Linked DNA regions of Homo sapiens: region 1 is linked to region 2. A link is a contact called in ENCODE Hi-C data. All regions are on one chromosome and are shown on one strand. The core of a region is the stretch at or near the end of the contact, and the rest is flanking DNA. Distances in the headings are between cores, read along the strand shown.

Region 1 (6,813 bases), core at 1,896-4,395, 510 kb after region 2:
GTTGTGTATTAAGAATCATCTCAAAGGGTTCTTTTAACAAATGAATTTTGAGATACCACTACCCAGAATTTTCCTTCATCAAGAAGCCCTTAGATGATTCCAAAAAAAGAACATTTGAAATAAAACCAATCTGGTGACAGAGAAAGATAAATATATTAACCACTTCAATTGATAGAAATAAGAATTTTGTTCTTCAGACTGGAAAGAAGGAAGGAAGCATACTGCCAAGAAAACCTTGACACTTGCCCTGAATTTGGAGGAACAAACAGGAGTCCCCAGTGAAGAGGATAGCTATGGGAAAGCATTTGCAACAGGAGAAACAATGCTTTGGAGATCCTGGAGGCAGTAAACCACATAGTTCACTTCATCCTTTGACATCTTTCCTAGAGAGTAGAAGGCAGGGAAGCTGGCTGGAGAAGTGAAGTTCTGAGGAGCCTGGGCTGCTGAGCCAAATACACTGAAGGTTGCTCTGATTGATGCAGTACGTGATATGATCTTTAGGAGAACAGTGTGGTAGGTGGACTGCAGAGACACTAAATGGAAACAGAATGAGGCCCTGGCTATACCTGCAGTGATTGTGTGGCCTGAGAAGCTGCAAAAAAACTAGGGGAGTGTCTCTGAGGAATTTGCAGGGACATAAGAATTTCAAGAGGAAGGGGGTAATTGGTTCTGTCAATGCTAAAAATAAGATGTGAAAAAGTGTCAGATAGTCTCCTAAAAACCTGTGGCTCATGCAGTTACTTTCTGTAACTTCCTTTTTCCTTCCCCAACCTTAAAATATAAGGGTGAAGTCAAGTCATTCCTTTATGACATAGGGCAGTGGTCTCATATTACTATCACACGAGAGTTTTAAAACATCATTTGCTGAAGCCACACCTTGAGCTATTATTATGTCTCAATCTCTGAAGGTATGGCCTAAGCATCAGTATTTTTTTGAAGCTCTTCACAAGATTTCAATGTACAGGAAGATCAAGAAACACTGACTTAGAGAGTGAGGAACATTTCTTTTCATGTACAGAGTTCCAACACCATTTAAGTGTTTCAATTTCCCAGTAGTAATATTTATCACCCACCAATAATATTCATCAGACTTTACTTTAGGAAATATATATCTTAGAAAATCCTACAGATAGATAGATAGATAGATAGATAGATAGATAGATAGACAGATAGATACAGATATACACATACATATATGTATATATGTATATATCATAGAACTAAATGAATATATAAATACGTGTGTGCACACATTTAGTTTTCACAATTTCATTAGGTAAACAATATATGTAGTATATATAAAAATATACATATATTTTTTGACATATATAAAATATATATATAAGTATACATATATATATATATATATATATATATATTTTTTTTTTTTTTTTTTTTTTTTTTTTTTTTTTGAGATGGAGTCTCACTCTGTTGCCCAGGCTGGAGTGCAGTGGCGCGATCTCGGCTCACTGTAACCTCCGCCTCCCGGGTTCAAGAGATTCTCCTGCCTCCGCTTCTGGAGCAGCTGGGATCACAGGCACCCACCACCACACCCGTCTAATTTTTGTATTTTTTAGTAGAGACGGGGTTTCGCCATGTTGGCCAGGCTGGTCTTGAACTCCTGACCTCAGGTGATCCGCCCTCCTCAGCCTCCCCAAGTGCTGGGATTACAGGCGTGAGCCACCGCTCCCGGCTGACAACAATATTAATAGGTATTTTGCAGAGAAGGAAAAGGAAGAAATTGAATTTACATGGGTTTCCAAGGTCCCATGGCTAATAAGTGGCAGAGCTGGAAGCCAACCCCCATAGGCCAGTTTCAAAGGCTTTGCCATCAATTGCTTAAGGATTTTGGAGACTACTTTTTGCTTTCTTAGAAAGGGTGGTAGGAAAACAAGGGAATCTGAATCATACAAATACCAGATTAAGTATAAAACCACTAACTAGGTAACCTCAGGAAAATCTCAAGATTCCTGAGACTGCCGCAAAGATCCACAGCTCTGTTGTTAATAGTGTGCAACGTGGATAATCAAGAGTTAATTATGCTTAGTTTCTTTACCATATAAACAAATCAATACCACTTCTGATGTACCTCAATAGTGGAAAAAGCATTTAACATTCTGCAATGAATCACTGCAAATTGGTATGTTGCTTTGGCCCTAAGTGTATGTGTTGGGGAGCGGCAGGAGGGAATTTGAGCTGCACAAATACCCAGTAAACCAAAAAGGTGCTCAGGCATTTAGAAACTCACCAGGTGCCAGAGGGGGCATGACACGCAGGATCCAGGAGAAGATTTTGATTTCCTCTGTGCTCTGAGCTCTTTAACCTGGACCTGAGGAATATCTGCCCAGCAACCCGTCAAAAGGAAGCAGTGGGAAAAAAAGCACACAGCTGTGGCTGGTGACCATTTTAACCTCAAAAAAACCACAGCTGCTGGTTGTTACCAAATGCCAAAAAATCACTAAACCTTGTTGATTGTTTCATGTAACTTATGTCTAGCCTTCTAGCCTTTAAAATTTTTCATTTACAGGAGGAGCAGTATTGAAAATAAATAAAATTAAATTAAAAAATAAAATAAAATAAACTTTTCATAGCTTTCCCGGAGTTTTTCAAGTTTATTTTATATTATATTATTGTTAAACGGGGTCTAATCTTGGTACCAGTACTTTAAATTATTCTCTTAGAATAAATATTCACAATTTCTTTCTCTTGATGCCAAAAAGAGATTAATTAGGGCTGGAATTATTTCCAATGGCATTTCAAAAATTCTTAGCTCCTCCTCTCCCTAGGCTTGAGCATTGTTATAAAATTAAAAATAGCCCATTTTGGAAAGTCCAAGATTCTTTAAAACTGAAGTCTCTTATAAAAAATCAAGAGGAGGCTGAGAGGAGGCTTCTCTCTCATTTGCCAATTTCTTTAAAACAAGAGGCACCGTTGTCAGTACTTTTAAAGTGCTGAAAAAGACTACAAGCCTGCAAAAGAAGGCTGAGTGTTTCATTCTAGAGCTGTTTTTTCTTAGTGAACATCCATTGACTTCATTTGGAGGTTGTATCTGAGTGAGCCCTCTTTCTTACAAGTAAAGTAAAACACCAGTCAGCTGAACTCTTTATCAAACATACTCTTCATTTATCTCTTGATGACACAATGTCACTCTTCCCTTTCAAGCTGAGCCTTCAGATTCTCCAAAGGTTTCGACCTCCCACAAAGTCTTCACGAGGTGACTCGCTCTTCAAGGAGCCCTGCTATTATGCCATATGGTGTTATGACTCAGCAAACCTGCAGTCCCTTCTACTTCCGAGACCTGGAAAGACATGTTCTAACTGCTTCTGGATGAACCAGGCATACCAGTATTAGTTCATGCCATCCAAAAAGAAACTTCATGTTCTTTTTAACTCTAAATTACTAAAGCTAAAAGTTACAGTCTTCTGATCTTCAAGAGTTCCCAGAATTATGCTCTCTGGTGATTAAACTCCCTTCCCTAAAAAGTGGCTCATCCTAATAGTGCAATGTTCACTATGTGTCAGCTTTAAAATTCTATGCCTGTAAAATACTCGAAGTTTAGAGAATGCATCTTTTTTCAAACGCTTCTTAACTTTCTGAGGGTGAGGACCAATTTAACAGGATTACATGTAAATTGGCCTTTCAGCTATGACCATTTCAAATCTTGGAAAATTTTTCTCCTGCATACGCTTTATCCTTAAGTAAAGATACATAGTATCTATTTAGAGATCTAATCACAACTTTATAACCTTTAAAATATTTATTCTATAAATTAAATACCAAATATGAACATATAGCGTGTACACATATGCATATATGTACATATGTATGTGTGTGTATATATAGGTATACACATATACATAAAATCTCAAACAAAGAAATTGTCAATAAGATTAAACTGTGGCTCCCTGGAGTATACGAGAAGTTATATACATGAGCTAGAACTCAATCAGTAATTTGGAATTGAAGATTGGCTTAGGAAATAAGAAACTTCATACTTTATACTAATTTAAGTAAAACACTTTGCTTGAATATATTTAAGTATATAGACTGTTAGATGAATTCTATTTTTAATCTAATTAAATTAGAAGTAACATGCATTAGTATATTAGCTAAATCTCATTTATTTACAGTGAATCGAAGTTGGACATATTCCTTGAAAATATTTTGAAAATTATTTTAATGATTAAGAATCAATTAAAAAGAGATTTTACTTTATTTGCTAAAGAATGACTTTCAATAGTTTAGTCTCAAAATTGTTACACATGATTACCAGTGTGAAATATATGAGCAAAGATAAAAATAATACCTCCCTGCCAAAAACAGCTCCTGTTAGAAAATATTTTATTAACTAATCAAATAATCTTCTGGTAAATACAGAGAGATGTTTAAAGGTTGCAATCGAATTACAAGGACACAATAAAACTAAAGGAAATGCAAGAATGCCAGAACCGTTTATTAATAAAATACTGATTTATACAATTGATATTAAAAATGACAGTTATTTTGTCGTTTTCTTTTGAAAATAAGCAAATTATGCCTGTAATCTCAGCACTTTGGGAAGCCGAGGTGGGCGGATCACGAGGTCAGGAGATGGAGACCATCCTGGCTAACATGGTGAAATCCTATCTCTACTAAAAATACAAAAAATTAGCCAGGCATGATGGAACGCGCCTGTAGTCCAGACTACTCGGGAGGCTGAGGCAGGAGAATCACTTGAACCCAGGAGGTGGAGGTGGCACTGAGCAGAGATTGCGCCGAGATTGCGCCACTGCACCTCAGCCTGGGCAACAGAGCGAGACTCTGTCTCAAAATAAACAAACAAACAAACAAACTATTATTTAAAAATTAATGTAAAATAATGGATTAGAAATTATTACAATTTACTTCTTCAGCTTAATCATGTATGATTTCCGTACAGTTTTCACTTAGAAGACAATAAGAGAGAAGATGCGTATCGTCAAATGAGTTTAGATTTTTAAGTGCTCAATTTTCCAATACAGTGCAAAGAAACTGAAATTGCTTTCGGTCAGAAGAAAATAAGATAAAATTCAGTAAAAAGGAAATAAAGCCAAATGCATTCAGTTGGAACGGAACTCCGCCAGTTAGTGACTACAGCGTAAGGATTGTTTTCTTTCATACGTTCTTAGTCTGCCCCCTTGTGGGCTCCAGAAAGCTGTTACCCAGCATAAGCTAACGTGATAAAGTTAGATATCCAATAAAATCATGTTTTAATAATTCCTTTAATGTGGTTTAGAAAAATGTCTAAACTTGCTTTAGTTTATCAAACAAAAGCATTTAAAATTATAAATAAATATCTCAAAACTTACACCTCTAAATAAATTGAAAGAAGATATTTCCTTTAATTCCTAAAATTCTTTTTAAGAATGAAATTACCCATCCTGGGCAACATAGCGAGAGTCTGTCTCTAAAACAATTAGCCAGGGATGGTGCCATAGTCCCAGCCTCTCAGCAGGCTGAGATGGCAGGATCCTTTGAGCCAAGGAGTTTCAAGTTTCAGTGAACTGCCATCATTATGCCACTGTGCTCCAGCCTGGGCTGAGAGAGGGAGGCTCCATCTCTCAAAAGAAAAGAAAAAGAAAATAAATTACTATATAAGCCTCATAGAAATTGGAACTATAAAGCAATTGTCAAAAAATGCTATCTGAAACAATCTAGCTGAGGTGGGTTTTTTTTGCATTTATTTAATGTTCCATGTATAGAATGGAAAGCATTTATGACTTCTTTGTAAAAATAAACTGCATTACTATTATTGGAGAGACGAAGAGGCACATTAACTACATTATCTTCTTGTAATTGAAAATTGCTCCGATGGAGATACTGCAAGTTTGAAGATCTGAACTTCATTGCCGATGTCATTGTCATTCCTTGATTTGCCTAAACTTAAAATTTCAACATTTGTAGATTAAAAGGTATCCTGTGATAACCATCTCCTGGCATATTTTATAACTAATAGATAAATATTGTTGATGTCTTTTAAATTAAATTCTTAAATTTTTAGTATTTAAATAGGCAATCACTAGGTAACTATAATCAATATGCTTGATTTTGTTTTTTATTACATATTCCATATGTTTCATTTTATCTTCTACATTACACACAGTCCTTCCATGAATTCAGGCATATGTTGTTTTTTCATTTTTGGCAGTACAATACACTTTTGGCTTTCCATGTTTAATTGGATGAGTAGATTCTTACAAAAAATAAGACAAAGAATAAACACTAATATTTCGATTAATTATAATACCATTTTCTCAAGTAGTGTTCCAGGATTCAGTATGACCATAACCTTTAAGTAAAGTTCAATACATTGTTTCAAGATAGAAAGCAAAGTAAAACCAGGTGGTACAAACTAAGTTACATGCTCATACAGGCCCACGCGCATGTGTGCACACACACACACATACACACACACTCACAATTTTCTTACCAACACATCTCTCTGTAACTCTTTGGTGATCCTGGACAAGGTTCCCACGCCTCTTTGGATTTAGTTTTCTCGCCTATGAAATGGTACTATATCAGCTGGTCAATATTTTTTTGAACTGAGGTCTACAGATCTGCTTATGTGTCCACAAGTGGTCCAGTAGAATTTTAAAGTACAGTTTTCCCTCAGTATCTCTAGGGAATTGATTCCAGGACCTCTCACAAATACCAAAATCCATTGATGCTCAAGTTCCTGTTATAAAATGGCATAGTATTTGCAAATACCAAAATCTATTGATGCTCAAGTTCCTGTTATAAAATGGCATAGTATTTGCATATAATCTAAGCAAATCCTCCTCTATAGATTAT
Region 2 (7,679 bases), core at 3,542-6,041:
AATTTGCAAACTAATATGGCACATGTGTTCTGTATTCATATTTCCTACATTTGGTTTCTATGTAAAATTTCAAATGTTGAGATGTGTTTCTGGGTGCTTCAAATGATTTGTAAATTCTGCACTTTCCTTAGTAGGGCTACTGTCTTCTAAGTATGTTTTTTCTTAAATAATAGATAATACTGACTTTGGGTTTTTTTGCTCTGGATATTCTGTTAATATCTGTGTGAACTTTGATTTGTTAATTTGCTGAAGGAATACAGTTTATGTCGGGGTAAGAGTTAAGTATTTTAGAAAGAATACCTTGGAAAGTTATGAAAGGCAAAAGCTTTTAAATGGATATGGAATGTAAGAAATAATGGGATTAATAAGATTGAATGATTGTTTTATAAGTTATGACATAATGACTTTATCTACCTTTTGGCTTCCATGAATTGAGAATTCTCACTCCTTCTCTGCCTCATCCTTTCCACTTTACAGTTATCTTCCTTGGTTTCTCAAGAATTCTTCCGAGTGTGGGAACTTCACTCCCTTCAACCCCTCTCTTTTCTTGAAGGTTATTGGGAAGATCTTATCCTATTTATTTGTACAAGTAATTACATTTTAACTTTTGACAAAAGCCTTTGTATTCTGAGCTCACATATTCTATCAGTCCAAAGCTATTATTTTCTTTTATTCTTTTTGGTGTATCATTTATGACTATATTGTAGCATCTTGTTTTTTTTAATATTTTAGAACTTAGTATTTGTGATTGCTAGTTTAGGAAGTTCTTCATTTTGTGAAAGTGATTTTAGGAAGTTCTTCATTTTGTGAAAGTGATTTTAAGATCTCTCTACTATGCCTCTTCACCACGTTCTTGATGTAATAGATTATTTTATTCTACAGATCAGGCACTCTGCCTTTGAGTGGAATATTATAATGGAATGAAATATTTGTATTTATGGATGACAGATTTGGTCTTGGAATTTATCTTGAAAGATCTTTCCCAAAAATTGTATACTTTAGGTGTACCCACATTAAGTAGAGATTGAAATTGTCATTAGAGGCAAAATACACAGGTTACCCCACCAGACATACCTGGCTGTTTAACAAGGGTAGCTTGGATGCAGTTATTTACATGATTATAGTCTATTTGTGATTGTGTAATGTACTCAGTAGAGGTAATATGGATTTAGTGGCATCCCTAATAGTAATGATTATTTAATTCTTTTATCAGAGAGAATGAAGATCAGACATCAAGAGTACTTTCTAAAGGTGTTTGTTATATTCACAGTTACAAATTTTACTTAACCATTATCAATAGTGCATAGCTAAAGGATTTTGTCAATAGCTTTAAAACTTTGGATTTGGCTATTCCATGATCCTCCTGTTGTCATGATCATTCACTAGTGACCCCAGGAGCACCACAATTTTCAGGCCCTACATACATGTTATAGGAGAGTGGACAGAGCTTGAGCTTTCATTTCAAGAAATTTATGTTGTCTTTGGATAATAAAAACATCAATGAGAATTGGCTTCCCTTTTGCTTCTCTAATACATAAAATAAACCAAATGGGCTTTATTTTATCAAACATTTATTGATTGCACAATGAAACAATCTCTCCTTTCAGATATATACATCAGTTACTAAAAGAGTAGATACAAAGGTCAGGAAGTAATTACAATGCAATGTGATAAGTTTAATAATATAGGTGTGACAGCATACAGAGGAGGGGGTGATTGGGTTTGAGGTGATGGTGGGATATTGGCCAGGTAATATTTCATGGACCAAGTGATGACAACATAGGGTTTCACAGATGGATAAGAGTCTTCCAAGTGTACCAGGGGGAAATATACATGTGTGGTGCCAAAACAGAGTATGGCATTTTCTGAAAGTTAGAAATTTATACAAGAGTATAAAGTTCAAGAGATGGATAAGTAGCTAGGAGGTAAGGCCAGAAAGGTAGGCAAGTTCTAGGGCCTTTGAGGCCATGGAAGAAAACGTGGGCTTCACCCTACGATGGTCGTGTTGGAGCTCGTGGCACATTTACAGAGCTTAACTACTCCTTTATGTATTTTTTCTAGAAGATGTAGACTCTTATCCATCATTTCAGAAAGCCACATTTTACTTTTTTGAATCACAGAAGGATGCAAGAAAAAATACCAAGGTAAATAAATACAAGCAGGGTCACCATCCTTTGAAAAATCTCTCAATATGGATGTTACTGATTGTGGGTCAGCAATTACGTCTTTGTATGTATCGAGAATAGCAATTCTATTTAAAACATCTGTAGACCATGGACTGTAGGTCGTATTATGGGAGATACCAAGAAAATCTGGCATGTCTGTCTCTCAAGAAGCTTTAACATTTTTAGCGGATGCAGTCAAGAATATAGCTAACTAGAAAAGGGAGATCTGCATTGAGAACCCTATCACACACCCAAACAGTAGAAGTATTTGTTTTTAATGAGGAGGGTGGGGCAGGGGGATAGGGGTTGTGGTCCAGGAAGGCATTGCTGAGTAGGTGCCATGTTTAACCATCATTAGAGTATTTGCTGGACAGAAGGAGAATTCCAAAGAATAGTTAACACAGCATTCTCACACTTGAATTGTACACACTTAAGGTGTAAGCAAAGTGGCTTAATAATGGTGCTTGTGCCTCCTATGGTATATTATTGTAATGTGAAAGAGGCTGTTTGTAATTGTAAGGAGAAAATCCTTTACCCAGGATTTCAGAGGTCTTGCTGACCCACTTCAGTTCCTCAGACTCTTCAAGTCTGCATCCCTTTCAACCCCTGGCTGCAGTTTTCAGCAATGGACTTCAAGAGTTGGGCGTTTTTTTTTTCTTTCAGCACATATCTACATTTAAGGGGCACAAAAGCAGTAGTGTTATGTGAATTGTGGAAAAGAATGTGAGAAGGTGTTTGGAGGGGAGGTTTGTAGGGATATACGTTTCTCCTTAGTCTTTTCCAAAATGTTAAAGTGAAATGCTCTTGAAATTAAAAAAAAAAAAAAAGAAAGAAAGAAATAATGACCTCTAGTGGCCATTTGTATCCTGTTGCATTCTCTTAGTAATGGTTCATTCAGCTTATGAATAGATCTATGTGGATTTAAATTTTATATAATCTTTTCTGTACACGAGGATAATAAAATGTAAGAGAGCATTTGTTCCAATCTTTTTTTCTTGGTTAAATTTGATTTCCACATTATCTACGGAAGTCTCATCAATAAATAGAAGTTAACCCTATGTACAGTTGTCAGCCTAAGGTTATGTTGTCTGTCTGACTGCTATGATTTTCTTGGCTTGATGCTGTGGTCTTTCTCCCTTGCATACATGGTAGCTTTTCTGTGAATTTTTTACATAAGAATATGTATATTAAGGGATCCATACAAATGTTAGTTGCTGCCAAAAAGAGAGTTGTTTCTTTAGCAATAAACAGTTGATTTTGCAGTCTACAGTCAGTCTTATTGTTGGTTTGACTGTGAGTATATGGAACTCTGGCAAAATGAAATGGAGCAAAACACACAAAGAAGACAGCCACGACAACAAATACTTTGCCTTCCAGCTTTTTGTTGTTTTTTCTGTCCTTACTTTTGGACTTTCTATAAGAATCATATACTTTTTTTGCAATAACCACATAAAACACAAGCATTAGGATAAAAACAGTCCAGAAAATAAACTGGCATATGTTATTTACCATTTGATGCCATTTCAGCCCCAGAGGCCCCTTTAAGGAAGCACACTTTTTCACAGACGATGGTGTTGCTTCCTTGTTGCTCAAGATCGTATTTGGCAGGGAGATGAAGAACAAAAAGAACCAGATGAAGATTGAGACCGTTTTTGCAAAAACAGGTTTTTTTAGAAAAATATTTCTCAAAGGTCTGATGATCTTGAGGAATCTGTCAAAGGCTATGAGCCCTAACAGCACGATGCCCACATACATGGTCTCATAAAATATCACCGAAGAAAAACGACACACAAAAGCTCTGAGCTGCCAGGGTGCCAGGTGTGAGTCAGAGAGGATTTTGAAAGGAAGCATGAGTGTCATTATCAAGTCGGCCACCAAAGTGTTTTTGAGGTAGATGATGAAGGTGGAGGAGCTGGGGATGTGAACAAACACCCACAGAGCCAAAGTATTCAGCAGGATGCCGGTCAAGAAAACCACTGTGTAGAGGGCTGGGAATACCAGCTGTACTATCCGAGTGTCTCTGGGGCACCGCTCAGATCTGTTGAAGCCTTGCATCACTGTGGTGTTCATTGCTTCCAGTGTCACCTGTTACCAATAAACATATATACAAACAAAAGAAAACAAAAAGCCCTTCATGATTTTCAAATGCTATTTTTTAAAAACAGACTTTATGTTTATAGCATATTAACATCCTGCATTTATCCAACACTTTCAATAGATGTGTTGAAAAGGAAAATACTGTTTTCTGGCTAGAATTTTTAAAGCATATAATACATTTTTGGTACTTTTAACAGTACCATTACTTTCACATCCTTGTGAAATCCAAATAACAGGTTCTGCCTCATTCACAGGTGCTACTGTTAGCCATAAAACAAAACACTGTTTAAGAGATAATAATACATTATTATTACTAATACATCAGATTGCTGTAAATTATGTAATTTCTTATGCTCATAAACTATGGTTTGTAGAATATTAACTTTAAAGCACCTTTTTTCCCTTAAGCATATTCTTTTATATAAGCAAGCACACTCATAATAACAAAAATTGAAATTCACCTTTGGGAGGATACTCAGTTCTCTCTGTCTTCTTATGGCGGCAGTCATTAGTTCAGCCTACAAATGAGCATGTGAAGCAAATGTTCTGCTTTCTTATAGTGGATTTCCTTCCTTATTTTTACTTATGTAATGTGACCCATTAGAACCTCTTCATATTTAGACCTTTGGGACATTTGCTAATACTCTATTTTAGTTCAAACTTTCATACTGTTAATCTGTGACTTGAATAAAGAAGCTTATTTGCAATTATCTTTAAATTTCTTCATAACTTTCTTGAAGTTTATCTTCTTGATCTGCATGTTCAGTGAACTTTTTGAGTGCCTCTTGTATATAGTGGAAAGTAGAAAGATGAAGAAAATAGTCCCAAATTACAATCAAGTAGGAGAATAAGACTACCTAAAATCAGACAGAATAATCTTCTGTATCCTTGTAAACTGGATTTTCCAGTAATTTGTGTTCAGGAAGACGGTATGTTTATTTTTGTAGGTATTTGACTTAGTCTTCTGGTTTGGGGATCTCTGAGAGTTAACATGATGTTTTCTGAGAGGTGAAGACTATTAGATCCAGATTTTTGGAGTTAGAATCCCAGTTCCACCAATTAATTGGGATTAGATTATAGATAAATGATTCAACAGCTCTGTGTCTCAATTTCCTCATCTGTGTAATGGGTTTGAAAATAGTATCTAACACACTGTGTTATTAAGAATGAATTGGTTGCCTGGAATAGTGCTTGACATATAGGAGGCACTAAAAAATGTTAGCCACTTTTAGTGGCTTTTAGTCCCATTGCCATGGGAATGAATTGCAAATCCAGATAGAGATATTATACTCTTTCACTTAGTAGAGGGCCATTTTTAGAAATCTTTTTTGTATTTGGTGTATTTCGAGTGCAGAGGACTTCAGGAATTTCATCAATCAACATTGGGCCAATATCTGTGCATTTTTTTTGCTTTAATTCTCTTCAAGTTTGAAAGATGTAATGGTGCTTTTGCATAGAGAAAGTTGTTGTCCATGGCAGAAATCTACTTGCCAGGTAGGCATAGGAAAAGCGGAAATTAGGAGATCTTACGGAGGATGTGGAGTTCATGGTGAGTTTCATTTCATGTTTCTTGCCACAAGTGTTACCATGGAGTTAGACGAGACTAGTGTTAGTTGATCACAAAGTTTTGGGTGACTTGGCTTTGAATTCTGAGAAGAAAAACTTAATATCCCCCTGGACATTTTAAAATATGAGGCAATACAGTGTCTAATAGTTTTGATTAGACTACCCAATAACGGCACAGTTTGAAAAATTTCTCTTTGACTGAAATAAATTAATCCTTGGGAGTATAGATTCAAGATTTCATTAATAGAACATACATGTATGTCTTAAACATAAATGTATATCTTTTTGTTTGCTTCAGCAGAGGAAAAAAAATCCTTTATTTCTTAAGTAGAGAAATTTAACCTACAAAATTAATTGTAAATTTTCCTATAGCCCCAAATCCATAATCTAAAGGAAGATCTGGAATAGTTTTTCTTTAAGCAAGATAAATTCTGTGCAGGATAATTTCATAATCTGAAAACTGGAAATCACTTCTTGGTCAAATTTCAAAACACTGAAGTGTGGGAAACTTTCCAAAGAGGAACTGACTTACAGTGCCTGTTTCTAGAGTTATGGAAATAGAGTCTCTTAAATGTGGTAGATGTCAAAGTGTTTGACTATAGTAAATATCCAATAGATCATTCATTTCTATGTGTTTGTGCTTCTTATGTATTAGCTGATTTTTCCTTAGTTTACAGCAGCACTATTGCCTGCTGGGGAGGCCTTTTGCCCTTGAAGACACAGCTGAGAAGCTGCTCAGCAGAATGTTTAGGCGCCAGAGTGCCTGGGCTCAATTCCTTTTTCCAATTCTTTCTTTTCTTATGACCTTAGGCAAGCTGCTTATGCCCACTATGAAATGGTTGCCTTATCTTTACAATAAAAATAAATAATAGTATTTGCTTTACAGTGTTGTTAAAAGAATAAAATGAGTGAACATTCACCAGTGCTTAGAATAATGTCTGTCATGTGGTAGGTATCATGTAGGTTTCTTGTTAAATGAAATTGAAAGAAAATTGGAATGTTGTGCATACATATGGTGATGTCTCACGAAAGGAGAGAAGAATCAAAGAAGATACAGTGAAAGATCCCAGAGGCTAGGAGCCTATCAAATGGGAATAAACTAAACATTTAAGATCCTATAGGGCTCTAAGGAAATGTAGTTAAAAATCAGTAAAGTCACACTAGCTATACTGTTTTAAGTGATTATATTATCTTATTTAATCCTTAACAATCCCCAGAGATTGGTCCCATTTTTAGAGTTGAGAAAAAAGGAAATGCAGAAGTTAAGCCATTTTCCCCATATCATGCAACCCAAATCTGCCGTAAAGTCACACAGTTGGTCTGGTTCCAGAGCCCATGCTTGGAACCTGCCTCACTCTCTTGCCTCCGATTAAGCCATAGATAGGGTGACAGTGGAATTGTTTGCCAAATTCTGGAGTTCTTGAGCTGAAAGTTCCTGATGTGTGAGAAGGAAACAATCAGCCACAATGTTTAATGGACTTGTGAAACTTTATGCCAATGTAAATTGAGTGAAAGCAGTGTGATCAGAAGGGATACAAAGAAGATAAAATGAAAAGTCACAGAAATCAGTCTCTAGCCAGATAGGAATAAACTACTATTTCCATTTGTAGTCTTATTTGGGATTTCTCAGTTGCATCAAAATTGACAGTCCAAGGCCCAGTACCATATAAATAATATGTGAAAAGATGAGGAAGTATTTGCTTTCATTTGGGATGAAAATTGAAGTAGGAACTCCTATACTTCTATACTCTTAGAAAAGACTTTTACTTCCCATCAAAGTATACCATGGTACTTTCTCAGATTATGTGAAATTGTTTTAAAAATTCCATACAAGAGTAACTAAAAGTGGTA

What was found. A loop is a pair of places that touch in the nucleus more often than their neighbours do. Pooled maps may share reads with other maps.
Region 1: a loop to region 2 is called in a pooled map, with 6 times the contacts of the local background. The contact joins the enhancer-like site here to the promoter of P2RY13 in region 2. A Hi-C loop is called at or near these places in 9 of 50 pooled maps.

Annotation. Positions count from the first base shown.
Region 1 is chr3:151,834,031-151,840,843 of GRCh38, forward strand. The region is part of intron 1 of AADACL2-AS1 (AADACL2 antisense RNA 1); the gene reads right to left. Among named protein-coding and RNA genes, the nearest start is that of AADAC, 23 kb to the left of the region's middle. Within about 2 kb of position 3,146, at least 6 of the 41 ENCODE cell types and tissues checked have a DNase peak (open chromatin) inside an H3K27ac peak, as active enhancers do.
Region 2 is chr3:151,324,758-151,332,436 of GRCh38, forward strand. P2RY13 (purinergic receptor P2Y13) reads right to left here and starts at 4,792. Exons shown (of 2, transcript NM_176894.3): 1 at 4,724-4,792; 2 at 1,555-4,250. The coding sequence starts at 4,771. The coding sequence ends at 3,234. All of the region lies in intron 16 of MED12L (mediator complex subunit 12L), which reads left to right.